Regions from separate parts of the Homo sapiens genome. Here region 1 is linked to region 2. Evidence: read pairs that join two places in POLR2A ChIA-PET (ENCODE). Cell type or tissue: endothelial cell of umbilical vein. All regions are shown on one strand. Each heading gives the region's core, and the rest is flanking DNA. Links, peaks and the distances in the headings are about the cores only.

Evidence for each region. Peaks named below come from ENCODE experiments on the same cell type or tissue, not always from the same donor. Only the 100,000 strongest peaks of a DNase experiment are listed, where the experiment ranks them.
Region 1: POLR2A ChIA-PET joins it to region 2 with 15 read pairs; 19 of 35 experiments call an interaction of 5 or more read pairs at or near these places.

What each region holds. Positions count from the first base shown.
Region 1 is chr12:96,435,395-96,450,706 of GRCh38, reverse strand. No RefSeq gene overlaps it. Among named protein-coding and RNA genes, the nearest start is that of CDK17, 43 kb to the right of the region's middle. In endothelial cell of umbilical vein, for the core only: no CTCF peak of the experiment used is centred there; DNase peaks (open chromatin) are centred at 2,176 and 4,656; H3K27ac peaks cover 6,150 bases.
Region 2 is chr12:96,381,694-96,397,094 of GRCh38, reverse strand. All of the region lies in intron 1 of CDK17 (cyclin dependent kinase 17), which reads left to right. Among named protein-coding and RNA genes, the nearest start is that of CDK17, 11 kb to the left of the region's middle. In endothelial cell of umbilical vein, for the core only: no CTCF peak of the experiment used is centred there; a DNase peak (open chromatin) is centred at 4,544; H3K4me3 peaks cover 1,651 bases; H3K27ac peaks cover 4,303 bases.

The DNA.
Region 1 (15,312 bases), core at 1-8,000, 54 kb before region 2:
CTCTAGATTTTCTAGTTTGTGCACATAGAGATGTTTGTAGTAGTCTCTGAGGATCTTTTGCATATCTATGGGATCAGTTGCAATGTCACTTTTGTCATTTCTGATTGTGCTTATTTTAATCTTCTCTCTCTCTCTCCTTTTTTTCTTTTTTTTGTTAATCCAGCTAGCAGTCTATCGTCTTGTATTGTTGTTGTTGTTGTTGTTTTATTTTTTTTTTTTGAGACGGAGTCTCGCTCTGTCACCCAGGCTGGAGTGAAGTGGCGCGATCTCGGCTCACTGCAAGCTCTGCCTCCGGGGTTCACGCCATTCTCCTGTCTCAGCCTCCTGAGTAGCTGGGACGACAGGTGCCTGCCACCACGCCCAGCTAATTTTTTTTTGTATTGTTAGTAGAGACGGGGTTTCACCGTGTTAGCCAGGATGGTCTCGATCTCCTGACTTCATGATCCACCCGCCTCAGCCTCCCAAAGTGCTGGGATTACAGGCGTGAGCCACCGCACCTGGCCTGTTGTTGTTGTTTTTGAGACGGAGTCTCACTGTCGCCCAGGCTGGAGTGCAGTGGCATGATCTTGGCTCATTGCAACCTCCGCCTCCCGGATTCAAGCAATTCTCCTTGCCTCAGTCTCCTGAGTAGCTGGGATTACAGGCGCCCACTACCACACACAGGTAATTTTTTGTATTTTTTAGTAGAGACGGGGTTTCACCATGTTGACCAGGCTGATCTTGACCTCCTGACCTTAGGTGATCGTCCACCTCAGCCTCCCAAAGTGCTGGGATTATAGGCGTGAGCCACCGTGCCCAGCCTCAATCTTGTTTATCCTTTCAAGTAACAAACTTTGTGTTTCATTGATCCATTGTATGGTTTTCTTGGTCCAAGTTTGTTTAGTTCTGCTCTAATTATAGTTTTTTTTTTCCCTTTTGCTAGCTTTAGGTTTAGTTTGTTCTTGTTTTTCTAGTTCTATTATGTGTTCTATAAGGTTGTTAATTTGAGACCTATCTTCTGGATGTCAAAGCCGATATTCTTTAGTATTGTACTACACCATTTACCACCATTAACATTATTAACTTTCATGGACTAGTCCCATGCATAGGTAAATGAAATGGTTGACTACATTGTGCAATTAAAAGCTACTGAAGGCTGGTGCAGTGGCTTATGCCTGTAATCCCAGCACTTTGGGAAGCCAAGGCAGGTGGATCACCTGAGGTCAGAAGTTTGAAACCAGCCTGGCCAACACGGTGAAACCCTGTCTCTACTAAAAATACAAAAAATTATCTGGGTGTGGTGGTAGGCACCTGTAATCCCAGCTACTTGGGAGGCTGAGGCAGGAGAATTGCTTGAACCTGGGTGGTGGAGGTTGCAGTGAGCCAATATCCTGCCACTGCCCTCCAACTTCAGTGACAGAGTGAGACTCTATCTCAAAAAAAGAAAGAAAAAAGAAAAAAAGAAGCTACTGAAGGATTTACCTGTCCCCAAACACTGTCTCCACATTCTGCAGTAGTAATAACAGTTATGTCACTTTTTGAGTTATTTTTTCCATAATATTAGTAAAGTTTGCCCCCTATGGGAGATAATACATTAATCCATAGATTAACAAATTAAACTGCAATTTAATAACTATCTATTAAAACTAGATTCCCAGCAGAAGTAGAATTAAAAAACAAAAACAAAACAAAAACCTAGATTCTCTGCAGAAAAATAGGATTAAAAAGAACAAAAACGGCCGGGCACAGTGACTCATGCCTGTAATCCCAGCACTTTGGGAGGCCAAGGTGGGCAGATCACCTGAGGTCAGGAGTTCGAGACCAGCCTGACCAATATAGGGAAACCCCGTCTCTACTAAAAATACAAAAATTAGCCAGGCATGGTGGCGGTCACCTGTAATCCCAGCTACTCGGGAGGCTGAGGCAGGAGAATGGCTTGAACCTGGGAGGCAGAGCTTGCAGTGAGCCGAGATCGCGCCACTGCACTCCAGCCTGGGTGACAGAGCGAGACTCTGACTCAAAAAAAACAAAACAAAACAAAAAACACTTTCCTTGATCTCCCAGTAAGTGGATAGTCAAGCTAGGAGTTGAGTCTATGTATTTAATCATTGTATTATACTTTTCTCTCCTATTTCTCACTCTCGTTTCAGTCACTCCTCATATGACATGCGATTCTCCATCCTTTTCCTGTGACTCACAGTCCAGGTGGTCACTGCTGCTTTTAAACAGAGTCACTGTAGTAGACTGAATTCATTGGGAAGCAGGCACTGAGACAGAGTTTATAGCTTGCAGGATGTTTATTAAGGAGCACCCTTGGCGTCAACACATAAGGAACAGGGCAGGGGAGGTAGGAGCAAAGCAAACCCAAGACATTTTCATAATTTTTATAGGCCTATTAAAGTATATGTTATAAAATATTCATAGCTTACTCTGAAAAGGTAAATATTTTGAATTGACTGGATATATAAGATCAGCTGAAATTTTGCCTACATTAAATTAATCTTGGCCAGGAGCAGTGGCTCATGCCTGTAATCCCAGCACTTTGGGAGGCCAAGGTGGGCAGATCACTTGAGGTCGGGAGTTTGAGACCAGCCTGGCCAACATGGCAAAAACCCGTCTCTACTAAAACTACAAAAATTAGCAGGGCGTGGTGGCAGGCACCTGTAGTCCCAGCTACTCAGGAGGCTGAGGCAGGAGAATCGCTTGAACCCGGGGGGCAGAGGCTGCAGTGAGCCAAGATTGCACCATTGCACTCCAGCCTGGGTGACAGAGCAGGACTCCATCTCAAAAATAAAAATAATAATTAATCTTATGCCCTATTTTTGTCCTCAAATTTGATCAAGGCAAATTCACCCAGAACCCACTATTAAAATGGGACATAATTGTGTTGAGGAGTGATGATCATGGAAACCATTTTACTGATTCAGGCTAATTAAGTAAAAAAAAAAGGGGGGGGGGCTATTTTAACTTCCTCAGATATGTGATATATCTTTGAAAATACAAGGTAAATTCTTCTTGTAAATGTTACAAAAAGGGCTACAGATCCCTTAATAAAGATTATTAGACCTTTATCCATGTACAAGTTCTTTTGTTTGTTAGTTTAATAATGCTACTGCTGGTTGATCAACCAAGCTGTTTTAGGAGCTCCACAGTATATTAGCAAGTCTGTAAAGTAATAGATAATTAGTCCTTAACCAAAAAAAAAAAAAAAAAAAAAAAAAGGAGAATGTCACAGCCCCCACACATCTGTTACTTGTCAGATGTCTATTACAGTGGCTGCTCCAAATGCCATTAAAGTGAAACCTTGAATTCTTGCCTATTTATTCTCACAGTCTGTTTATCAACTCTTCGTATTCTAAAGCTCCATACACTTGTTTTCTTGTTTTTTATTACACTATTAATTTCAGCAATTACAATGTATGGCTTAGCTAGAGGAGTTTCTACAGTATAAATATTAAAAATAGGCCGGACGCGGTGGCCCATACCTGTAATCCTAGCACTTTGGGAGGCCGAGGTGGGAGGATCATTTGAGGCCAGGCATTCAAGATTAGCCTGGTCAACATGGTGAAACCCCTTCTCTACTAAAAATACAAAAATTAGCCGGGCATAGTGGTACGTGCCTCTAATCCCAGCTACTCAGGAGGCTGAGGCAGGAGAATTGCTTGAACCCGGGAGGCAGCGGTTGCAGTGAGCTGAGATCACGCCACTGCACTCCAGCCTGGGCAACACAGTGAGACACTGTCTCAAAAAAAAATACATAAAAATAAAAATCACACAAATGTATGAAAGGAAGATTGATGGAATATTATTTTAATAACAGCTATGAAGTACAGAAGATACAGAAATTTACTAGGGAAAATTAAAAGTAAGTAAATTAGAAGAAACAGGAAGTAGAAGGTGATAAAGAAGAATCATCCATCTGCTAAATTAGTAACTCTCATTCAATGTGGATTTCAATACAGTATTGTTACTCCACATTACTAAGTTCACTGAGAAGATATTTTAAGTGGCAACTTCCACTGTTAAGTTTAATTACTTTTACAAAGTAAGCCAGTCAGATTCCTCAGATGCCAGACTCTTAGTTATATTTTTCAGCAGGCCATAGCATCTCTAATACCCAGCAAAATCCAGGTTACCACAGACATAACTACTTCTTCGAAGTAGTCCAACCCTGTCTCTTTCACTAAACTAACTTGATTCCCTTGTTAATTTTGTATAAATGTTCTCCATGGAAACAGCTCCTTGTTAGTCATACTGAGAAAGGAGCAAAATAACCTGGCTGCTTGGGTATACCAATTACTATTATCAGTAGGTTTTTTGGTTTGTTTTTGTTTTTTACTCTCTTGAATTAATGAATTTGCTAGACGTCAAAGGAGACTTCAATGCTTATCAAACACAATCTTCTGTATAGATGGTTTTCCCATGAATGAACCCAAGATTTCCTATAAGAATTACACAATATGTGTTGTTCACTTTGCCAAGTCTTTATCTTGCCTATGATGTAAAGCTGAGCTCTGAGAGGGAAATACTGAGAGAAGGGTCAGCCGGAGGCCCTGAACCAACTTCATAGTTGCAAGGGGAAACTGACTAATCTTAGAAATTTGTTTTTCCTTCCTTGTCCTAGGCTTAATCCAACTGGAGGAAATTGACTGGCATTTCATTATTTTCCTTTACAATAAGCTTGGAGCAAGCTGCAGAGGAAACTAGTCAGGTCAGAGCAGAAAGGAAACTGCCTAGTACCTTCGTCAGTTTCCTGTTGCATCTGACTGATAGCAGAACGAAGAGGATGTGATGTTATGGTGCTGGGGTTTGATTCTGAGATGCTGCTGATAAAGGCTCCACCTTCCATTCAGTGGCTAGTGATTCATGGTTTTCTACTGACCTAATCTAGCTTCAGACTTCAGAGCTTTCCCTTTAAGAATCCCTTAGCTAACTAGAATTTCAACTGCTTATGCTGCGTAAGATATAGAGAGCCTAGAATGAAAATCTATTATTTATAAACAGCTCCCTGGTAATCTATCAAGCTCCAGAAATACACAAGATCTGTCTCCAGGGAAATTAGTTCCTTCAGGCTTTGGTCTGCTCACCACAGACATTTCCATGGGAAAAATGTCTTCTGATTTAGTCAAGTGGTAGGTAGGAGTGTTTTAAAGACATTTTGTTAGAATCTGTATCCCAAATATTCCTTTTTTCTTTCTTTCCTTTTAGAGACAGGGTATGGCTCTGTCGCCCAGGCTGGAGTACAGTGGTACAATCTCCACTCGCTGCAGCTTCAATTTCCTGAGCTCAGGCAGTCCACCCAACTCAGCGTCCCGAGTAGCTGGGACTAAAGGTGTGCACCACCACACCCGGCTATTTTTTTTTTTTTTTTTGTATTTTTTTTGTAGAGACAGGGTTTCACCATGTTGCCCAGGCTGGTCTGAAACTCCTGGACTCAAGCGATCTGCCCACCTTGGACTCCCAAAGTGCTGAGATTACAGGCGTAAGCCACCATGCCATGTCCAGCCCCAAATATTCTTAATAGGGCATATGACCATTCTATTTAAAAATTTTAATGACTTCTCCTTGATTTAGTATAAAATTCTAGTTTCTTTACAAATAATTTGAAAGCCTTATACTATCTATTGCCTACCTACCTTTCTAGACTTATTTCAAACTATCCCACTATTTTTTTTTGAGACAGAGTTTTGCTCTTATCACCCAGGCTGGAGTACAGTGGCACTATCTCAGCTCACTGCAACCTTCACCTCCTGGATTCAAGCAATTCTCCTGCCTCAGCCTCCCAAGTAGCTGGAATTAACAGGCATGCCCCACCACACCTAGCTAATTTTTGTATTTTTAGTAGAGATGGGTTTTCCCCATGTTGGCCAGGCTGGTCTCGAACTCCTGAGCTCAGGTGATCCGCCTGCCTCGGCCTCCCAAAGTGCTGGGATTGCAGGTGTGAGCCACTGCACCCGGCGAAGTTTTTTTTAAAAGAGTCCATACATAGTGTTCCAAGTTTTTGGAGCTTGGGCTTAGGCCGGGCTATCATCCTAAATGTCCTCACCATTTCTGTTTTTGTTTGTAATTCAAGTCCAGTTTCAGTTGCTTCTTCATTAGGTCTTCCACAACTACTTCGGGTACAAAGAAATTGCACAATCACTGTAGTATTTATTATCTCTATTTCTCATTTGGCCGTTAACCACTTCACAGAGGGAGCGCATCTTGATTTTTTTTTTTTTTTTTTTTTTTTTTGAGATGGAATTTCTCTCTTGTTGCCCAGGCTGGAGTGTTTGTCGATCTCGGCTCGCTGCAACCTCCGCCTCCCAGGTTCAAGTGATTCTCCTGCCTCAGCCTCCCGAATAGCTGGGATTATAGCCGCCTGCCACCATGCCCGGCTAATTTTTATATTTTTAGTGCCGACGGGGTTTCACCATGTTGGCCAGGCTGGTCTCGAACTCCTGACCTCAGGTGATCCACCCACCTCAGCCTCCCAAAGTGCTGGGATTACAGGCGTAAGCCACTGCGCCCGGCCTCTTGTGCTGTTTTATTATGCGGTAGTGATTCTTAAATCTTGCATTCCTGTTTAAGTTTGTATTATTTTGTAATAATTTCAGGAGGAAGATTATATGTCTTACTTCTTTCTATGCCTTCACACCATATAAAGACCATATAGTGTCTTCAATCATATTTTAGATTAATTTATTGAAAGCACAAGTATTAAACAGGTACAAACATAACCATGTATATATTTAAGTGGAATACAATGATCTTGCACTACAATAAAATAATTATTGGCTTGGGCAATTTAAATAGGTTAAATTCTTATAGACTCTCAGATTTATAATTTTACAGGAAATGCCTTGACCATTTTAACCAACCAATCAACCAAGTTATTAAACAAGCAAAAGCAAACAGAAGTTTCTAAGTTTGGCTGATAATGATACCTGGTTTGTTGACTGCACCTGTGCAGATATAGCTTAATTGACTGTAACAAATATACCATTTGAGTGTAGGATGTTGATGGTGGGGGAGGCTGTACCTGTGTGGAGTTAGAAGGTACATGAGAAATCTCTGTACCTTCTTCTTAATTTTGCTGTAAACTTAAAATTGCTCTGAAAAATAAAGTCTATTAAAACAACAACAAAAGGGCGGGCGTGGTGGCTCCTGACTGTAATCCCAACACTTTGGGAGGCCGAGGTGGGTGGATCACCTGAGGTCAGGAGTTTGAGACCAGCCTGACCAACATGGTGAAACCCCATCTCTACTAAAACTACAAAAATTAGCTGGGTGTGGTGGCACGCACCTGTAATTCCAGCTACTCACGAGGCTGAGGCAGGAGAATTGCTTGAACCCGGGAGGTGGAGGTTGCAGTGAGCTGTGATCGCGTCATTGCACTCCAGCCTGGGCAACAGAGCAAGACTCTGTCTCAAAAACAAAATAAAATAAAATAAATAAAATAAAACAACAACAACAAACAAAAAACCTTCTCAGCACTTGTTGTATTGAACCATTTACGTACCACACCAGATTGCTCAGTAGTATCTGATCCCCACCCCCAAACCTCAGTCACTTGACAAGTTTCCACAATCATTGTGATAGAAGAAGGAGTTCCTGTGTAGGGCATGGCCTGACAAAGAGGGACCTTTGTATATTCACATTGTCTGGGATCCCTGGAGGCTGTGCCTTCACCAGAAGCTTCCAGGAGTCATTAGAAATCACAGAAGGGCAAAAGGAGCGGACTTTAATGAGTGAGAGACCAGAGAGACCAGAGACAGAGAGAACCCAACAGATAAATTGTCGTTTGTCCTATCCATGAACTGTTCTGAGATGTGCTGGATTTCTATAACCTCTCTGGACACCAAACTATCAACGGTGTTTTGTTGTGAAGCTGTGTCTCCAGTAAAACCATATACCACTTTTTATTTGCTCTCCTTCCTTTGCGGACTCAATTTCTTTTTCTCTTCTCTCTTAGTGCCCTGGGATTGTACCTCTCTCCAGAATGATGGATATATAACTTCTATTTTCTTTTTTTCTACTTTTTTTTTTTTTGAGACAGAGTTCGCTCTGTTGCCCAGGCTGGAATGCAATGGCGTGGTCTCAGCTCACGGCAACCTCTGCCTCCCAGGTTCAAGTGATTCTCCTGCCTCAGCCTCCCGAGTAGCTGGGATTACAGGCATGCACTACTACACCCTGCTAATTTTGTATTTTTAGTAGAGACAGGATTTCTCCATGTTGGTCAGGCTGGTCTCGAACTCCCGACCTCAGGTGATCTGCCTGCCTCGGCCTCCCAAAGTGCTGGGATTACAGGTGTGAGCCACCACACCCGGCTATAACCTCTATTTTCTAGGAAATGTGAACCACTTTCAAATGCCAAACCCTGTGCTAGGTATTAGGGAAAAGACATCATGTTCTAGTGTTACAAATACTTTTTAAAATATTTTATTTGTTTGCTTTGATGAATTCATATGGTCAAAAAAGCAAAGTCTTGAAAGGATAAACAGTGAAAACCTCCTGTATTAGTCTGTTCTCACAATGCTATAAAGACATACCTGAAATTTGGTAATTTATAAAGAAAGGGGGTTTAATTGACTCACAGTTTTGCATGGCTGGGGAAGCCTCAGGAAACTTACAATCATGGTGGAAGGTGAAAGGGAAGCAAGGTGTGTCTTATACGATGGCAGGAGAGAGAGAGCAAAGGAAGTCACACTTTTAAACCATTAGATCTTGTGAGAACTCACTATCATGAAAACAGCAAGGGGGAAACCACCTCCATGTTCCAATCACCTCCCACGAGGTCCCTCTCTCAACACGTGGGGATTACAATTTGAGATGAGATTTGGGTGGGTACATAGAGCCAAACCATATTACCTCCCTTCCACACATGTGCCCCTGACACTCCATGACTTCTGCCTCCTGTTCCCCTCCCAATAATAGAGCTGGGAAATAATCTCATATCAATACATAAAATAGTTTCACAATATATTTGGCTGCACAGTATTCCAATGTGTGAATGTACCATAATTTATTTACTCATTTCATTATAGATAAACCTTTTTTTTAATTATACTTTAAGTTCTGCAGTACATGTGCACAACGTGCAGGTTTGTTACATATGTATACATGTGCCATGTTGGTGTGCTGCACCCATTAACTCATCATTTACATTAGGTATATCTCCTAATGCCATCCCTCCCCACTCCCCCTACCCCACAACAGGCCCCGGTGTGTGATGTTCCCCTTCTTGTGTCCAAGTGTTCTCATTGTGCAATTCCCACCTATGAGTGAGAACATGTGGTGTTTGGTTTTTTGTCCTTGCGATAGTTTGCTGAGAATGATGGTTTCCAGCTTCATCCATGTCCCTACAAAGGACATGAACTCATCCTTTTTTATGGCTGCATAGTATTCCGTGGTGTATATGTGCCATATTTTCTTAATCCAGTCTATCATTGATGGACATTTGGGTTGGTTCCAAGTCTTTGCTATTGTGAATAGTGCCACAATAAACATACATGTGCATGTGTCTTTATAGCAGCATGATTTATAATCCTTTGGGTACATACCCAGTAATGGGATGACTGGGTCAAATGGTATTTCTAGTTCTAGATCCTTGATGAATTGCCACAAAAACAAGAAATAGGGAAAGGATTCCCTATTTAATAAATGGTGCTGGGAAAACTTGCTAGCCATATGTAGAAAGCTAAAACTGGATCCCTTCCTTACACCTTATACAAAAATTAATTCAAGATGGATTGAAGACTTAAATGTTAGACCTGAAACCATAAAAACCCTAGAAGAAAACCTAGGCAATACCATTCAGGACATAGGCATGGGCAAGGACTTCATGTCTAAAACACCAAAAGCAATGGCAACAAAAGCCAAAATTGACAAATGGGATCTAATTAAACTAAAGAGCTTCTGCACAGCAAAAGAAACTACCATTAGAGTGAACAGGCAACCTACAGAATGGGAGAAAATTTTTACAATCTACCCATCTGACAAAGGGCTAATATCCAGAATCTACCAAGAACTCAAACGAATTTACAAGAGAAAAACAAGCAACCCCATCAAAAAGTGGGCAAAGGATATGAACAGACACTTCTCAAAAGAAGACATTTATGCAGCCAACAGACACATGAGAAAATGCTCATCATCACTGGCCATCAGAGAAATGCAAATCAAAACCACAATGAGACACCATCCCACACTAGTTAGAATGGCGATCATTAAAAAGTCAGGAAACAACAGGTGCTGGAGAGGATGTGGAGAAATAGGAACACTTTTACACTGTTGGTGGGACTGTAAACTAGTTCAACCATTATTGATAAAACTTTAAGTTGTTTTACTCTGATTCCACTACAAATAATACAGACATGAATAACATAATATGTAAGCTGATTTTCACATATGCCTGCATGTCTATAAGATAAATTTCTAGTCTGGCCTCAGTGGCTCATACCTGCAATTCCAATACTTTGGGCAGCTGAGGAAGGAGGATTGCTTGAGCCCAGGAGTTTGAGAATAGCCTGGACAACACAGCAAAACCTTGTCTCTACAAAAAGTAAAAATAAAAAAATAAAAGGCTGGGTGCAGTGGCTTACACCTATAATCCCAGCACCCTGGGAGGCTGAGGCAGGTGGATCATCTGAGGCCAGGAGTTCGAGGCAAGCCTGGCCAACTTGGTGAATACCTGTCTCTACTAAAAATACAAAAATTAGCTGGGCGTGGTGGTGAGCGCCTGTAATCCCAGCTACTTGGGAAGCTGAGGCAGGAGAATCACTTGAATCTGGGAGGCGGAGGTTGCAGTGAGCTGAGATCACGCCACCGCACTCCAGCCTGGGTGACAAGAGTGAAACTCTGTCTCAAAAAACAAACAAAAAACAAAAAAATAGTGCACCTGTGGTTTCAGCTACTCAGGAGGCTGAGGTGGGAGGACTGCTTGAACTTGGAAGGTCAAGTTTGCAGTAAGCTATGATTATGCTACTGTACTCCAGCCTGGGTGACAGAGCAAAACTCTGTCTCAAAAAAAATATATATATATAGAAGTGATGCTGTTGGGTCAAAGAACATGTAGATTCACAGAAGAGCATGCATTATTACATATCCTCAACAGTACAGCCTGTTAACAAAGTTTTTGCTTTTTGCCTATTTTGTTGGTAAAAAATGGTATCTCAGCATATATTTAAATTGTACTTATCTTATTATGAGTGAGGTTAAATATAATTTCAGATGTTTGTAAGCCATTTGTTTTTCCTTTTTTGAGAACTGCTTGTTTTTGAAGAAATCTTCACCAAGGGAACAATCATTGGAGCATCTGTTTTGTTTTTTTTTTGTTTTTTTTTGTTTTTTTGAGACAGAGTCTCGCTGTCCCCCAGGCTGGAGTCCAGTGACACGATCTCGGCTCACTGCAAGCTCCGCCTCCCGGGTTCATGCCATTCTCCTGCCTCAGCCTCCCAAGTAGCTGGGACTACAGGTGCCCCCCACCACTCCTGGCTAAATTTGGAGCCTCTGTTTCTAAAACCCTGTGCACCACGACTCAAAGAAAAGTAAACTGAGGATTTTAACACACTTCTCACTATCACTGCTTGAGATATTGAAATTTCTGTCATCTCCAAGTTGTAAAGTCTAGTTCACACACTCAGTGAGTTCACAGTCTGGCAATAAAGACAATGGAGAGAAGAGAGCAAATCAGGCTAAAGAGTACCCAGCTGTCCCAATTGTAATGCCAAAAGAGGCATGATGCACTTAGATGATGAGGGCTCATATTGGTACCCAAATACTCCATCTGATGGCCAGGGGCACTGCAGCTGGCACTCTAAGCAGTATCAGGGCTAACAGGGAGATGAAAGGTAGTGCCCTGGTTCTAAGAACTCTCCAGGGTGAGGGTCGACTCTAGCCAAAAGTAGGCAGGGCTAGGACAGGCAGGGACTAAGACATTATAAGCTTTAGAGGAAAGCTATTTCAAACTATTATAGGAATACAGAGAATAGGAAGGGCTGAAATATCCCTAGGAAGCAGGATGGAAGTGAGTTCTAGAAAGGTCTCACACTGAGATGGCTTTTGAACTGGGCCTTGAAGGATAAGACGGAATAACTAGGCAGAGAGGTGGAGATGGCCCCATATGCAAAGGGAATAAAATAAGCAAAGGCATGCAGGTCAGAGATCTTTTTCCTCTGAATGATGATGAATCCAGGGTGGCCAGAGAGCAGGGAGGGCACGTGTGTGTATACACAGGAAAGGGGTATGAAAGATGGGCAGAATGAGAGATGAGGTCACCTTTTAACTAAAAGCTTTTTTCTTTTTAACTAAAAGCTTTTTTCTTTTTAACTAAAAGCTTTTTATTTGCAGTTCTCAACTGAACTTAAATTTTCTTATAAATGTTATTTGGCATACATGAAAATCCCTGGCGTAAACATGGCTTAGGATAATGTATAAACAATCTATTTTAGGGAAAATAGAGGAAGAAGCCCACTGGACCAGAAAGAGTTGGCCCCTATTAGTCACGAGCCCTCTTGTTCCTCTCAAATCAAAAATAAATCTTAGGACCAGGGCTGTGGCACATCTGCAATCCCAGCACTTTGGGAGGCCAAGGTGGCAAGACTGCTTGAGCCTGGGAGTTCAAGATCAGCTCCTGACAACATAGCTGTCTCTACTAAAAATAAAAGAAGTTAGCTGGGCACGGTGGCTCATGCCTGCAGTCCCAGCTATGCCAGAGGCAAGGTGGGAGGATTGCTTGAGGCCAGGAGGATGAGGCTGCAGTGAGGCATGATCACACCACTGCACTCCAGCCTGGATGACAGAGCGAGACCTGTCTCAAATTAAATAAATAAATAGATAAGTCCTAGGACATCGAGGTTAACGGGTATGCTTATAAGGACAGAGCAACACAGCATCGGGGGTGGAATGAAGCAAAAACTTCTTAAAAAATGGACATGTAGACCAGGCACAGTGGCTCATGCCTGTAATCCCAGCACTTTGGGAGGCCGAGGTGGGTGCATCACCTGAAGTCAGGACCAGCCTGGCCAACACGGTGAAACCCATTCTCTACTAAAAATACAAAAAATTAGCCAGGCATAGTGGCAGGCACCTGTAATCCCAGGTACTTGGGAGGCTGAGGCAGGAGAATCACCTGTACCCTGGAGGCAAAGGTTGCAGTGAGCCGAGATCATGCCATTGCACTCCAGCATGGGCAACAAGAGCAAAACTGCGTCTCAAAAAAAAAAAGAAAGAAAGAAAGAAAGAAAAATGGACATGTGTACCCCTTTTATATTTATGATAATTAGAACTATTGGAATAAAGAACTATAAAAGCATAGACGCAAAGAGAGGTCAGTGAATGAAATTAGCTACATTACAGAACACTAATGATACCTACTATCTAAAAGCCCAGTAGATTTTACTAATGAATACTCCAGAGCTGTAACCATTTTAAAAAATCTGCTCAGCTTTAACAAGAAAAATACATGATAATTATTTTTTCAAGGAGACATTGCCAAGGTTTATCCATGCCAAAATGCTGATGGAAATTTTAATGTGAAATGAACCACAGAAAAGAGATGATAATGAGAGAGTCTTACAAAGGCCCTGTCATCTGCAGACACTGGCATTCTCTATTTTTCTTTCAGCTCCTCCTCAAACTGTTCTCCCCTAATCCTTGATGTTTATATTATCCACCCCCATAAAATCCAACACTTGACAGACTCTAGGGATTAAAAGCAAGAGCTAAACTCTCAAATCTGTACATATAAGATAAAACTAGTGACAGAGGTTCAAAAGACCTCACTGATATCTCTCATAGCATCAGTCAGCCTTGCCTTGCGGATCCAAGCAAGGGCCCTCTCTGGGCAATTCTTTTGTAAGGACTACTGTCTACATCTTATAGACTTACCTATGACTTGCGTAAGGATGCAGGACAAATCAAACCAAGAACTTTCCAAAAGAGTAGTAGGGAAGATAGGGGCTGAAGGCAGTGAGGTGGAGCTTCCAAGGGCTAATTGAGAAGTGATTACACAGGACAGGATAAGGTTTTGTACTCACAGTCCATCACAGATACTCTGAATTGCTTACTCCACTGCCATTCCCCTTCTTTCCTGCTAACAGAGCCCCGGTTTTGTTCAGGAAAACATTCCCAGCCCATGGGATGAGTGATGATTGGTCTAAGCCAATCGTAGTGGACTTATTCTCCTTTGCCAGTATTGGTAGGAGACTGGGCACATGGCCCAGACTTAACCAGTGCATTGTCAGAAGTAGTCAATTGAGGGTATGAGGAAAAAATTTATTTCCTGATAAAAGAAACGCTAGGGAAGTGGAAGCCTTTGGCCTCTCTTCCCTCGATTCCAGCTTGAATGCCGTTGTATGAGGGGATCTCAAGGCAAGAGCTTCGCAAAGACAGACATTGCTGACTTACTGAGGAGGCATGGTGGACTCTGCCTTCTTGATTACATTGTTGAATTACCAAACTAACCTTGAGACTGGCCTCTTGTTTAGTGAACAACAAATATTATTATGCTCTTAGGCCACTATTTGTTGGGATTTCTGTTTCTTGTAGCTGAAAGAACATCCTATATGTGTAGACAGCAAACTGATAACTAGGGGTGTAGTGGCAAGGTGAAGTCCAAAGGGCCAGGTAGAACAGTAAGTAGGAAGAGAGGACCAGGAGCATCTCAGTATGCAGTATGGGGAACAGGCTGGGAAAATGTTGAGGAGGTGCTGGGAGCGTGTCAGCTGAGTTCCTGGAGGCCTTCCTCCATGTACTTCCAGCTGTGTGAAACAGGGGTGATACTGACATTTTAAAGAATCACTGTGGGGCTGGGCATGGTGGCTTACGCCTGTAATCCCAGCATTTTTGGGGGCCGAGGTGGGCTGATCACTTGAGGCCAGGAGTTCGAGACCAGCCTAGGCAACATAGCAAAACTCCACCTCTACTAAAAATATAAAAATTAGCTGGGCCTGGTGGCACACGCCTGTAATCCCAGCTACTCGGGAGGCTAAGGCAGGAGAATTGCTTGAACCCGGGAGGCACAGGTTGCAGTGAGCCGAGATCAAGCCAGTGCACTCCAACCTATGTGACAAAGCAAGACTCCATCTCAAAAAAAGAAAAAAAAAGTCTACATTCCTTAGCCTTTCGCCCTACCATCTTGCCACACACAGACATCTCTAGATTTTAGTTCTTTAAGGACAGTTCTATGCCATAACTTTTTGTCTCACGTAGTTCTTAGAATATCTTATATGCAATTTTTTTTTTGTTAGATGGAATCTCTCTCTGTCGCCCAGGCTGGAGTGCAGTGGCGCAATCTCGGCTCACTGCAACCTCCGTCTCCTGGGTTCCAGTGATTCTCCTGCCTCAGCCACCTGA
Region 2 (15,401 bases), core at 28-8,027:
TTCCTTCTTTCCTTTCACTGAAAAACAATGCAACTATTTTATTTTGAACAATGGAAGCTGTAATGGCAACTGGGGTAGCTATTCAAAAGTGGAGATGACGATGTCCCTTAATATTATAACAGTTATCTGTGAACACAAAAATTTTTACCCTATGATTTTCTTTGTTATTGTCTACTAATGCTGAATATTTATAAGACATTACATTTTGAATCTTTATTGATGTTTCCTAGTCTTTAGAAAATTTTACCGTCATGGGCTAGCATTCTTTTACATGGCATTTAGATTTCCAGGATGTTCTTTGTATTTTTTGTTTGTTTGTTTGTTTTGTTTGTTTTAGACTTTCAGGATGGATAATTACTTTATTGCTATATTGTAAAAATTATATTCTCTAGGGAATTTTACCTGTTTAAAAAATTGTCTCAGTTTTCATACATGGGAAGGATGAATAGTTTTAGGTTCTTTTGAATTTTGAATGGATAATTTTTGCCTAAACTTTTAAACAGGAAATCGGTATTTAAAGTATATTTCATAAAGTGATAATGGCATTTTGCATTTTAAATGCAGAAGATAAACAATAGGTTTATGGCATTTAAAAATGTGCTTTATGTAGCATTTTTGAAGTTAAAAAAACTGCCTGTAATAGCGAACCTAGTGTAGTTCACTAGCATTCAATCTACAATGTTGGCAATTTCTTTGAACTGATGGGGAGAGGACCAGTTAGACTGGCTTTTAAGAATTTTTATTGTCATCAGTGGATTCTTTGTCATTATTTTGCTTCCAATATAGTTAGTTGGTGGTTACTTTTGATATCTGCAAAATATTGACCTGGCAAGAGGAATTGCCAAGGGCCAGAGAAGTGTATTGAATATACCTCAGTGTAGTTTATTGTTCCCAGCCTGTCTGCCTCTCCCTGTTGGCCAACATGGAAAATCAATAGACATCTACCAGTAAATCTAATAAGTAATGTTACCGTGTTCTGCAGTAACCTGCAATACTGAATACTGTTTGAGGATGTAGATTTACAGATCTATGGCATATTGGGATGAGGTGAAAATTATCTTGCTCTCCAAAGTCTCCTTTTGAAAATATTTTTTGATATCACCTTATTTTACTTGGGGTACTATAACAAAATACCATACATTGAGGTGGCTTAAAACACAGACGTATTTTCTCACAGGTCCGGGGCTGGAAGTCTGAAATCAGCTAAGCACCTGCCCTCTCAGCTGTCTTCTCCCTGGGCACTCTTAAGTCCTTTCCTCCCTGTCTGCAGGTGAAGTGGGAGGGAGGGGAGGGAGAGGTGAGGATGTCTTTTTCTTTTCTACTTAAAAGGGCACAAATCCCGTCATGAGAGGGTCTCACTCTTAGGACCTAATCTAAACCTAATTACTTCCCAAAGGTCCACCTCTAATAGCCATCACACTGGGAGGTTTGGACTTCAACATGTGAATTTTGGGGGTACACAGATCTTCAGTCCATAACATAAACTTTGTGAAAGAAATTAACGTTAATTATTTACCTCCTCTACTAGGCACTATGCTAAGTATTATTTTGTGAAATCCTCACAATAAGCGCTTCATATAGGTATTCTGCCTGTTTTCAAATGAAGAAACAAAGACCTTAGGTTAAGTCATTGTTTCCAGGGACCGACCTCTGTGGTAACATTGACATTCCAGTTTAGGCATTCAAACCACTACTCTACACTGTCTCCATGAGGATGAGATGTTAAAAAGTCAATGTTACTGTCTGCACTCTATAAACAATGAGTGAGATATTAGAAAAGCTCATCAAAATGCGATTTAAAGTACATTGAACTGGTTTTACTACATTAAAAGATTGCAGTATATAAAATATGTAAGGTAGGACATGTTGCTCAAAATGAATTAAAAATCAAGATGCTAAAAAAATTTAAAACATTTATATGGGCGAGGCATGGTGGCTCACGCCTGTAATCCCAGCACTTTGAGAGGCTGAGCCGGGCAGATCACAAGGTCAAGAGTTCCAGTCCGGCCTGGCCAACATGGTGAAACCCGGTCTCTACTAAGAATACAAAAATTAGCTGGGCACGGTGGTGCATGCCTGTAATCCCAGCTACTCGGGAGGCTGAGGCAGGAGAATTGCTTGAACTTGGGAGGCAGAGGTTGCAGTGAGCCAAGATCGCACCATTGCACTCTAGCCTGGCGACAGAGCAAGACTCTGTCTCGGGGGAAAAAAATTATAGATTTTTTGAATAAATAATAAATAAAAATAAAATAATAAATATTTTTTGTCTACCTTTTTTTTTTCTTTTTTTTTTTTTGAGACGGAGTCTCTCCCTCAGTTGGCCCAGGCTGGAGTGCAGTGTTGCAGTTGCGTGATCTCAAGCTATTCTCGTGCCTCAGCCTCCGGAGTAGCTGGGACCACAGGTGGTGTGAGCTTCCACGTCCAACTAAATTTTGTATTTTTAGTAGAGATGGGTTTTCACCATGTTGGCCAGGCTGGTCTCGAACTCCTGACCTCAGGTGATCTGTGCACCTCGGTCTCCCAAAGTGCTGGGATTACACGTATGAGACACCGTACCCGTGCTTCTCTACCTTTTAATAACACATTTTTGTTTCTTTTTATGCATTTGTTAGTGTAAATATGTTCAAGAATACTCTACATTTTGTGTACATGTTTGTAAACAAGGGAAAAGGACCCAAAGATAATTTCTCTTTCATTGTATTCTAGTTCAGTTACTAACTTTGGCCTTCTCAAGTCATATTAATCTACTATTCTTATAATTGATGGGTAATGTTTGTTATTAGTATGTGTTAATATTCAATAATGTAAACAACGTTGGTAAATACTTGTGAGAAATTTTTTTTTTTTTTGAGATGGAGTCTCACTCTGTTGCCCAGGCTGGAGTGCAGTGGCGTGATCTTGGCTCACTGCAACCTCCGCCTCCCGGGTTCAAGTGATTCTCCTGCCTCAGCCTCCCGAGTAGCTGGGATTACAGGCGTGCACCACCATGTCCAGCTAATTTTTGTATTTTTAGTAGAGATAGGGTTTCACCATGTTGGCCAGGCTGGTCTTGAGCTCCTGACCTCATGATCTGCCTGCCTTGGCCTCCCAAAGTGCTGGGATTACAGGTGTGAGCCACTGCACCTGGTCTATACTTGTGAGAAACTATCAAGTAACAGCATTGAAGCCCTTATCACTCCAAATTTAGACTTGCTCTTCTTTAAATTAGTTAATATGTGTTTTTTAGTATTATTTTAGAATAAACATTTTTTGAAGTATAACAACTTAGATTTTAGTATTTTATATTATTGACTTGTAATGTTATTTCTGGTGGAAAAAGAAGCTTTTCATTGAGTATGTGTGTGTGTGTTTGTGTTTGTTAAGATACAGGGTCTCACTCTGCCACCCAGGTTGATTGCAGTGGTGTGATCACTGCTTCTTGTAGCCTTGATCTCTGGGGCTCCAGTGATCCTCCCACCTCAGCCTCCCAAATAGCTGGGACTACAGGTTCAGCGCCACCAGTCTTGGCTAAGTTTTGTGTTTTTAGTAGAGATGGGGTTTTGCCATATTGCCCAAGCTGTTCTTGAACTCCTGAGCTCAAGCAATCTGCCTGCCTCAGCCTCCCAAAGTGCTGGAATTACAGGTGTGAGCCACTGTGCCCAGATTTTTTACTGATTCTGAAGTAAAATTGGATTCCTTAGACTTAAGCACCTTGAGTCTGACCTATTAAATTAGCTTTTTTTTTTTTTTTTTTTTTTTTTGAGGCGGAGCCTCACAGGCTGGAGTACAATGGCACAATCTTGGCTCACTGCAACCTCCACCTCCCGGGTTCAAGCGATTCTCCCTGCCTCAGCCTCTCGAGTAGGTGGAATTACAGGTGTCTGCCACTATGCCCTGCTAATTTTTGTAGTTTTTAGTAGAGATGAGGTTTCACTATCTTGGCCAGGCTGGTGTTGAACTCCTGACCTCGTGATCCACCCGCCTCAGCTTCCCAAAGTGCTGGGATTACAGGTGTGAGCCACTGTGCCTGGCCTTAAATTGGTTTTAAGAAGTGGTCCTTTATGTCTCAATTTGAGTTAATAAATTTAATTTTTCAATTAACTCAGGTTTGCAGTTGGTATTTTTAAAGCATTTGTTACGTCCTCAATATTGTATTAGCCGTTATCTGTGTTGTAACAATATAATTTAATGTGGCAATATTGTAACATATAAGATAACAGCAATGTTGGTTGTCTGAGTATTCTGTCCACAGCCTTCTTTCCAGGTTTTATGTGTTCCTGGCAATCTGGTCTATATTTAGGGCTTTGTTCTCATCACCCATATGCAATAATCTCCACCTCTTTATTTCTAATCTAGACCTCTTTTTCTGAGTTGCATTCCAGCTTCCTACTCGATATTGCCTTAGTGCTCCCTTACCTAAACTGAACTCGAATCCCCTATTTCTGTTCCCAATTTCAGTGAATGGTACCACTGTCAGCCTAGTCACGTAAGCCAAAAACTTTGGCAGCTTCTTTCTTACGCTTTTCTGTTATGCTCATTTCCCCTTAGTCCAGTTAGTCACACCAAGTCCTGTTAATTTTAATTCCTAAATATCTTTTAAATTTATTTTTTCCTGTGTCACTTTCTTACGTAAGGGTTTTGGAATGTCTTATCTGATTTACTGGCTCCAGTTTTGTCCCATTTTAATCTAACCATATTCTTTCTTTATGTTTATATATGTATCTTATTTTATCCTTTTTTCCGTACTGCCGTCCATTCATCCATCCATGTCTGAAGTACCTGCCTACTCTGTACTAGACACTATGGTAGGGGCTAGGATACAAAGATGAAGAAACTGGTATGTTGATATTACAATGCTATGACACTTGTAGAGAAATTCTCATTTTTAAGCCCAAACGTCTCTTTCTCCAACGTGATCTTTGTTCCATTCTGACAGTTATGGTGGTTCTGCTATATAGTATTTATGTATACTGTAGTACTTAATATGTTATGTTGTAATTAATTATTTTCAGGTCTCTCCCTCTTTTGGCTGGCGTTGTGCTCCAGAGAGGCCGTGTTTTTTTTCATTTCTGTATTTCTTCCCGTATTATCATACTCTTAAATTGAATAAAGTGATGGAATTAGGAGGAACAACACCGAGTTGGTAAATTAAGGTCAGAGTAGGCTTAGAAGCAATCAAGAATACATTTTGATATAGTAGATAATAAAAAGTGTAAAAGGTTTCAAATATTGGAGCTATACAGTTTTGGTGGTATTTGTGTGAGAGCAATCTAGAGCAGTTTGTAGGCCAACTTGGAGGGACAGTAACTTGGCATTATTGAGACTGTTTAATTGCATGTGAGCTGTACTAACTTGTTAGTGAAAATGGAGAGAAAAGGGGTGTGGCCTTCAAAGATTGTTGTCTTTTAGACAAAATGGAAATATAAAATTATAATGTTAATATGTAAAGAAAGTACTCATTTCTGAAGGTCTAAAAATATTGGTCAGTGTATCAGGAGTAAAATTTGGTTTAACCGAAAAAAACTGGCCTGCCGCGGTGGCTCACGCCTGTAATCCCAGCACTTTGGGAGGCCAAGGCGGTCAGATCACTTGAGGTCAGGGGTTCGAGACCAGCCTGGGCAACATGGCGAAACCCCATCTCTACTAAAAATACAAAAAATTAGCCGGGCGTGGTGGCTCAGGCCTGTAATTCCAGCTACCTGGGAGGCTGAGGCATGAGAATTGCTTGAACCCGGGAGGTGAAAGTTGTAGTGAGCTGAGATCACACCACTGCACTCCAACCTGAGTGACAGAGTGAGACTCTGTTTCAAAAAAAAAAAGAAAAAAAAAATCAAAAACAAAACAACCCCCCGCCCCAAAATCGTCCTTAATGAAATCTAGCTATTTAACTGTGTAGTATTGGCTTAAATGCGCTTACTGCAGTGCAGAATTGTACTCAAAGGATCAAACAGTGCATTTAATGTTATTCATTCTGCTGTGGTAGTTTATGTATACAGTTGACTAGAAGCTTTGTTTTTCTTTTTTTTTTTGAGATGGAGTCTCCCTCTGTCGTTTAGGTTGGAGTGCAGTGGTGCAATCTCAGCTCACTACAACCTCCACCTCCCGGGTTCAGTAAATTCTCCTGTCTCAGCCTCCCGAGTAGCTGGGATTATAGGCGTGTGCCACCATGCCTGGCTAATTTTTGTATTTTTAGTAGTGTTGGCCAGGCTGGTCTCTAACTCCTGAGCTCAGGTAATCCACCCACCTTGGCCACCCAAAGTGTTGGGATTACAGGTTTGAGCCGCCACACCCAGCCTTGTTTTTAAATGGAATTACAGTAATTAAATAAAAACTGTTCCATGGTCTACTTTTAAACTTGAAGGATTTTTTTTCTTTTTCTTTTCTGTCTTTTTTTTTTTTTTTTTTTTGAGATGGAGTCTCACCCCATCGTCCAGGCTGGAGTGCAGTGGTGCGATCTCTGCTAACTGCAATCTCCACCTCCCAGGTTCAGGCGATTCTCCTGCCTCACCCTCCTGAGCAGCTGGGACTACAGGTGCACGCCATTGTGTCTGGCTAATCTTTGTATTTTTAGTGGAGACCATGTTTCACCATGTTGGGCAGGCTGGTCTTGAACTCCTGAGCTCAGGTGATCCACCCACCTAGGCCTCCCAAAGTGCTGGGATTAAAGGCGTGAGCCACCGCACCTGGCCAAGGCTTTTTTAAAATGCCTGTAATCCCAGCACTTTGGGAGGCCTAGGTGGGTGGATCGCCTGAGCTCAGGAGTTCGAGACCACCCTGGTCAACATGATGAAACCCGTCTCTACTAAAAAATACAAAAAAATTAGCCGGGCGTGTTGGCACGTGCCTGAAGGGAGGAGAATCACTCGAACCTGGGAGGTGGAGGTTGCAGTAAGCTGACATCGCCACACTGCACTCCAGCCTGGGCGACAGAGCAAGACTCCATCTCAAAAAAAAAAAAAAAATTGAGTTTTAAATTATACCTCTTTTCAGCCGGGCGCGCTGTCTCACACTTGTAATCCCAGCACTTTGGGAGGCTGAGGCAGGCGGATTATGAGGTCAGGATATCAAGACCATCCTGGCCCACATGGTGAAACCCCGTCTCTACTAAAAATACAGAAATTTGCTGGGTGTGGTGGTGCATGCCTGTAATTCCAGCTACTCAGGAGGCTGAGGCAGGAGAATCTCTTGAACCTGGGAGGTGGAAATTGCAGTGAGCCAAGATCACACCGCTGCACTCCAGCCTGGTGACAGAGTGAGACTTCCTCTCAAAAAAAAAAAAACAAAAAACAAACAAACAAAAAAACCCTCTTCTATAGTAGGTGTGTTATAAGTAATAAATTTATTTTAAATATTAGTTCGAGATTATGGCTTGGTAACGTCTTGTTTGAAGTGTGACATTTAAAATGAATTTTCATAATTTGTGGGAGTCAGTGCCTTTTTAAATTCCTCAGCTTACACAGTCTTCTTAAAACACTTTTTGTATTGAGCTTTTGAGATCATGGTTTATTAACCAACATTTATCATTTCAGAAACAGTGGGGTATTGTGTGTTGCAATAATTTTTGCCCATAAGTTGGTGAGCATGGATTTTTTTGTTGATCCCTCCCTTCTCCAGATATCATTTCCATTTCCATTTTGCTCTCATCCCCTTTCTTCCTAAGAAGCTATAAAATGGTTGAAACATTTATTTCAGGTACAATTTTTTGGAAAAGATCTGCAACTTAGGTTTCTATTGTATAAAGTTTAGAATTGGTTATATGTTTTCAATTTTCTTTTCATAAAGCCTACTTCAGTAATAACTTATAATAACCATATTACTATAAGCTCGTTATTTTAACTCTTGGCTGGGCAAGGTGGCTCATGCCTGTAATCCCAGCATTTAGGGAGGCAGACTGAGGAGGATCACTGGAGCCTAGGAGTTTGAGGCCAGCCTGGGCAACATAGGGAGACCCCATGCCTACAAAAAAATTAAAAAAAAAAAAAAATTAGTTGAGCATGAGATGGCACATGCCTGTAGTTCCAGCTACCCAGGAGGCTGAGGCAGAAGGCTCTCTTGAGCCTGTCTCAAAAAATAATAATAATAATAATAAAAAAAAGTGAGGCCTGGTGGGAGGTATTTGGATCATGGGGCAGATCCCTCATGAATGGCTTAGCACCATCCCCTTGGTGATGAGTGAGTTCATGTGAGATCGGTTGTTTTAAAGTTTGTAGCTTCTTCTCTGTTCTCTCTTGTTCCTGCTCTCGCCATGTGACATGCCTGTTCCCACTTGGTTTTGCACCATGAGTAAAAGCTTCCCGAGGCCTCCCCAGTTGCCAAGCAGATGTTGGCATTATGCTTGTACAGCTTGCAGAACCATGAGGCAATTAAACCTCTTTTCTTTATAAATTACCCAGTCTCAGGGATTCCTTTATAGCAATGTAAGAACAGCCCAACACAGCATGTAAAACATTGATTGTTTTTGCTATAACTCTTTATAAAATAAGAACTATTGGTAGTGGTAATAAAATTGTTTAATCCATTGCTTCACATTGAAGGAATGTCTAAATCAGTGATTCACAAGGACAATTGAATGAAAATCGTCTCTGGCTTTTTGAACTTTGCATATTTCCCAGATTTTCTAATATGCCTCTACTCCCACCAGATTTGAGCGTAACTGTAGCAGTGAGTTCAAGTTATTAATGGGTGTGTGTTGCATCCTTCTTGTATGTTTGGGGGTGGAGGTGGCACATATAGACATACCAGTAGACTAAATAGTCTAAGATGTGCATTGTTGTTTCTAATCTAATGACCATTAGGAATAAATAGGTCATAATCTTTTGTAAGCATATCTGTAAGCTTTCCTTAGGGCCAACCAAATATTTCTTTGAACCATTTTCCCTGTTCTGTTCCACTTGTTTAGGCCTGTGCTTTATCATTTACTTGACATCTTAATAGTCTAGACAGTATTTGCTTTCCTTGTTTATGACTCTTGTATGTGACTCTAGAGTTTTTCTTTTCTTTTTTTTTTATGTACAGATGAGATGTCACTATGTTGCCCAGGCTGGTTTCCAACTCCTGAGCTCAAGTAATCCTCCCACCTTGGCCTCCCAAACTGCTAGGGTTACAGGCGTGAGCTGCCACACCTGGCTGATTGTTTTTCTTTTTCTCTTTTATTTTATTATTATTTTTTTTTAGAGAAAAGGTCTTACTCTGTTGCCCAGGCTGGAGCACATCAGTGCAGTCCCAGCTCGTTGCATCCTCAACCTACTGGGCTCAAGCAATCCTCCCACCTCAGCTTCCTGAGCAGCTGGGACCACAGGTGCACACCACCATGCCCGGCTGATTTTTTACTTTTTTGATAGAGACAGGGTCTCACTATGTTGCCCAGGCTAGTCTTGAACTCCTGGACACAAGTGATTCTCGAGCCTCGGCCTCCCGAAGCGCTGGGATTACAGGTGTGAGCCACCATGCCCTGCCTCACGTTTTTCTGAAATCAAAATAGAGTAACTGGTTATAAAGTTTACCCATCAAAAGAAGAAACTGACTTTGCATTTTATTCTTTGTCATAAAATCTGCCTGGATGCTTAGTATTATATTATTGTTTACTATTATATATTATTCCAGAGTAATGGCTTTAACCTCAACTTCAGAATCATTCTTGTTGACTAAAATAAGAAAAAATCTAAAGGCATGCTTGTAACTGTGTAATCTCAAACTCTGTTTCTGAATGAGAATCTCTGGGTTTGGGTTTTTAATGTTTCAGACAATTCTTGATAGATCCTGGAGTTTTAGAAACACTGTTCTAGGGTTTAGCACAGTGTTAAGGGAAGGAACCACTCATACATTAAATTTAAAGTAGATTCATACTTCTAGTGGGTTGGTCGGTCCTTGGTTGCTGGATGCTGTGTGCTATTGGACCCAAGGAATGACGGCACTGCTAGGATGAAGCTCATGAGATTTTTGATGAAATGGTTCATGAAACTGTAACCTTGAATTGAAAAGTGGAACACAGGTCTATGGAACAGTCACAGGTGTGGATGTCACCGTGATACACATCTTAAAGCGTGAAAATGACCCTGAAGACAGAGAACCTGTACAGTTGGAAACACAAATTTGAGGAAGTAACATTAGATATTTTACTCTACCAGACAGTTTACCTCTGGATACACTACTTGTGGATGTTGAGCCTAAAGTAAAAACCTAAGAAAAGGGAAGCTGTTTGTTGCAGGAAGAGGCCAATGCAGAAGAAGAGGTAGAGGAAGAGTACATGGCCATGGCAGAGGGAGAGGGGGTCCTGGTGGTAATGTCTCTTAAGATTACTGTTTCAAGGTAATATGTGATTTGAGATATTTTCTGTATAGGTTTTCTTCGCTTATGTCAATTTTTATTTTTAAATTTTTTTCTATCAAAAAATTTACCATTATGCAGTATGTCCATGTAATATGTCAGTTTTTTTGTTGTTGTTTTGTTTTTCATTTTGAGACAAGGCCTCTTTCTGTCTCCCAGGCTGGAATGCAGTGGCGTGATCTCAGCTCACTGCAACCTCCGCCTCATGGACTCGAGAGATCCTCCCACTTAAGCCTCCTGAGTAGCTGGGACTTACAGGTGCCGCCGCCATGCTTGGCTAATTTTTTAAAGATTTTTGTGGAGAGTAGAGATGAGGTTTCACTATATTTTGCAGGCTGGTCTCAAACTTCTGGGCTCAAGTGATCCTCCCACCTTGGCCTCCCAAAGTGCCGAGATTGCAGGCATGTGCCTCTGTGTCTGGCCAGTATGTCAGTTTTTAACGAACATAAATGTGGAAATTTTTTGAAGTGAAGGCAAAGTGATTAAAACTTTCTACCTGGGTGCAGTGGCTCACGTCTGTAATCCCAGCACTTTGGGAGGCTGAGGTGGGCAGATCACCTGAGCCCAGGTGTTTAAGACAAGCCTGGGCAACATGGCAAAATGCCATCTCTTTAAAAAGTGTTTTAAAAAATTGGCCAGCTGTGGTGGCACATGCCTGTAGTCCTGGCTACTCCTCTGGAAGGTAAAGTCTGCAGTGAGCTGTGATTGTGCCGCTGCTCCCCAGCCAGCGTGACAGAGTTAGAGACCCTATCTCAAAACAAAGCAAAAACCAAGAAACCTTCCTGTCGTTCCATCTTATTTTTCCCTCCCTTTTTTTTTGTTCTACTTGGAGCGTTTTAGTTTTACCGGGAGTTGGCAGTTTTCTTAATTTTATGTATAATTGTCTTTTGTTTCAATTATTTTATGTTTTTTCCTTTAGTGGATGTTTTTGTCTGACTCTTTTAGCTTGTTTCTTATCAGTGATACTGTTTCCTATCTGTATGGTCTCAGTTATTAGTTTTAGAAAATTATTTTTAAAATGTGAGAATGTATAATCATATAAAAAATGTACAATGTACGTTCTCTAACACAGTGGTTACTATTTTCAAATATTATCTTGGCTTTTCTCCAATATGTTTTGTATTTTTGTTTAAGATCCTTTTTATGTTTTTTTTAAGGTACCAAATAATTGTGGCTGTTACTTTTAGTGTTTGCAAAAGATGCTTAACCATTTCATGTTGTTTGATAATTATTACTTCTCATTTTTCATTATTTTGTTTTAAAAATAATTTCAACTTTTATTTTTGATTCAGGGCATACAAGTGCAGGTTCGTTACATGGGTATATTGCGTGATGCTGAGGTCTGGGGTATGGATGAGCCTGTCACTCTGGTAGTGAGCATAGTATGTGATAGGTAGTTTTTCAGCCCATGCCCCCATTTGCCAACCCCTTCTAGTCATCTCCAGTGTCTGTTGTTAACATCTTTTTTTGTTTTTTGAGACAGAGTCTCACTCTGTCGCCCAGGCTGGAGTGCAGTGGCGCAATCTTGGCCCACTGCAACCTCTCCGCCTCCCGGGTTCAAGCAACTCTCCTGCCTCAGCCTCCTGAGTAGCTGGGACTACAGGTGCCCACCACCACGCCTGGCTAATTTTTGTATTTTTAGTAGAGACGGGGTTTTGCCATGTTGGCCAGGCTGGTCTTCAACTCCTGACCTTATGATCTGCCCGCCTAGGCCTCCCAAAGTTATGGCATTACAGGTGTGAGCCACTGCACCTGGCTTTTTTTTTTTTTTTTTTTTCCCTTGAGAAAGGGTCTTGCTTTCACCCTGACTGGAAGGCAGTGGCATGATCATGGCTCACTGCAGCCTTGACCTTCTGGGCTCAAGTGATTTTCCCACCTCAGCCTTCCACGTAGCTGGGACCATGGGCATGTACCACCACACCTGGCTAACTTTGATTTTTTGTAGATACAAGGTCTATGTTGCCCAGGCTGGTCTTGAACTCCTGGGCTCAAGCAGTCCTCTTGCCTCAGCCTCCCAAGTGCTGGCATTACAGGCATTAGCCACCCTGCTCAGCTGTTCCTATCTTACGTCCATGTGTGCTCAATGTTTAGCTCCCAAATATAAGTGAGAACGTACAGTATTTGGTTTTCTGTTCTTGCAGTAATTCACTGAGGATAATGGTCTCCAGCTGCATCCATGTTGCTGCAAAGAACAAGGTCTCATTCTTTTTTTATGGCTATACAGTACTCCATGGTGTGTATATACCATGTTTTCTTTATCCAGTTCACCATCAGTGGGCACCTAGGTTGATTCCATGTCTTTGCTATTGTGAATAGTGCCGCCATAAACCTATGAATACATGAGTCTTTTTGATAAAATGATTTGTTTTCCTTTGGGTATATACCCAGTAATGGGATTATTGAATTGAATGGTAGTTCAGTTTTTAGCTCTTTGAGAAATCTCCAACTGCTTTCCACAGTGGCTAACCTAACTTAACTTATATTCCTACCAGCAATGTGTAAGCTTTCCCTTTTCTCTGCAGTCTTGCCAACATCTGTTATTTTTTGACTTTTTAATAATAGCCATTCTGACTGGTGTGAGATGGTATTTTGTTGTGGTTTTCATTGCTTTTATCTCATGATTAGTAATGTTGAACATTTTTTTCATGTGTTTGTTGGCTGCTTATATGTCTTCTTTTGAGAAATGTCTGTTCATGTCCTTTGTCTACTTCTTAATGGGATTTTTTTTTTCTTGTGGATTTAAGTTCCGTATGGATTCTGAATATTAGTCCTTTGTTGGATGCATAGTTTGCAAATCTTTTCTCCCATTCTGAAGGCTGTCTGTATACTCTTGATAATTTCTTTTGCCATGCAGAAGCTCTTTAGTTTCATTACGTCCTGCTTGTCAATTTTTGTTTTCTTTGCAATTGTTTTTGGGGACTTAGCCATAAATTCTTTGCCAATGCTGATGTCTGGAAGAGTGTTTCCTGGGTTTTCTTCTAGGATTTTATAGTCTAATGTCTTTAATTCATCTTGAGTTAATTTTTGTATAGGACAAAAAGTAGGGGCCCACTTTCATTCTTCTGTGTATGCCTATCCAGTTATCCCAACATGATTTATTGAATAGAGAGTCCTTCTCCCGTTGTTTATTTTTGGCAACTTTGTTGATCAGACGATCAGACGGTTGTGGTTGTGCAACTTTATTTCTAGATTCTCCATTCTGTTCCATTGGTCTGTGTGTCTGTTTTTGTATCAGTACCATGCTGTGTTGCTTACTTTAGCCCTACAGTTTAGTTTTAAGTCGGGTAGTATGATTCCTCTGGCTTTGTTCTTTCTGCTTAGGGTTGCTTTGGCTATTTGGGCTTTTTGGTTCTGTATGAATCTTAGAAGAGTTTTTTTTTTTTTTCTTCTAATTTTGTGAAGAATTACATTGATAGTTTGATAGGAATAGCATTGAATCCGTATATTGCTTTTGGCACTATGGATATTTTAATGATATTGATTCTTCTAATTAATGACCATGGAATGTTTTTACATTTGTTTGTGTCATCACTGATTTCTTTCAGCAGTGTTTTGTAGTTGTTATTCTAGAGATCTTTCACCTTCTTGGTTAGATGTAATACTAGGCACTTCATTTTTTGGGGGGCTATTGTAAATAAGATTGTGTTTTTAATTTTGCTCTCAGCTAGAATGTTGTAATATAGAAATGCTACTGATTTTTATTCATTGATTTTGTATCCTGAACCTTTACTGAAGTCGTTTACAGTTCTAGGAGCCTTTTGGCAGAGTCTTTAGAGTTTTCTAGATACATAATTGTATCTGCAGAGAGATAATTTGATGTCTTCTTTCTCTATTCAGATGCCTTTGATTTTTTTTTCTTGCCTGATTGCTCTGGCTAGGACTTTCAAGTACTATGTTGAATAGGAGTGGTGAGAGTGGGCATCTTTGTCTTGTTCCAGTTCTCAAGGGAATTGTTGCAACTTTTGCCCATTCATGAAGGGATGCTGGGTTTTATCGAAAGCTTTTTCTCTGTCTGTTGAGAAGATGATATGCTTTTTGTTTTTAATTCTGTTTTAGTGGTGAATCACATTTATTGTTTTCATGTGTTGAAGCAACCTTGCACCCCAGGAACAAAGCTTACTTAATTATGGTGAATTAACATTTTGATGTGCTGCTGGATTCCATTTGCTAGTATTTTGTTGAGGATTTTTGTGTCTATGTTCATCGGGGATATTGTTCTGAAGTTTTCTTTTTTCATTGTATCTCTGCCAGATTTTGGTATCAGGCTGATGCTGGCTCCCTAGAATGAGTTAGGGAGGAAACCCTCCTTGATATTTTGGAATAGTTTCAGTAGGATTGGTACCAATTTTTCTTTATACGTTTGGTAGAATTCGGCTGTGAATCCATCTGGTCCTGGACTTTTTTTGGTTGGTAGGATTTTTTTTTTTTTTTTTAATTACTGATTCAGTTTTGGAACTTGTTATTTGTCTGTTCAGGTTTTCACTTCCTTCCTGGTTTAATCTTGGGAGGTTGTGTGTTTCCAGGAATTTATCCTTTTCTTCTAGATTTTCTAATTTGTGTGCATAGAGGTGTTGATAGTAGGCTGAATATCTTTTGTATTTATGTTTTCACTATTTTAAATCGGTGCTGTGACAAACTTGAACATGCGATATCCCTTTCCCACCCGCCCACACCATTTTGCATTTCCTTAGGGTAGATAGATGTCTAGAAGTGGAATTCCCAAACCAAAGTCTGTGAACCCTTTTCTGATATCTCTGTTGTACCAGTACCACGAATAATGTGCCACATCTGTTTTTAGTGATATAATTATCTAAAATGTTTGCTTTTGATCATTGGTTTTAGAAAAATATAATTATATTTGCATTTCTTTGATTTCTGGGATGTTGGTCCTCCTCCCACCCCCATTATCCCCACGGATTGCTAAGGAGGAGACTTTGACTGCTCCCTGAATCCTGGCATCTTCTTTTTTTAATTTTTTCTGATATTTGGTTTTTATCAAGTTGTTATATAATAAAAAAAACTAGATAAGTTGTTTTGGTGATCCATCTCTTTTTATATTCATTCCAGCTTATTTTTCAATGCTTTGTAATATATTT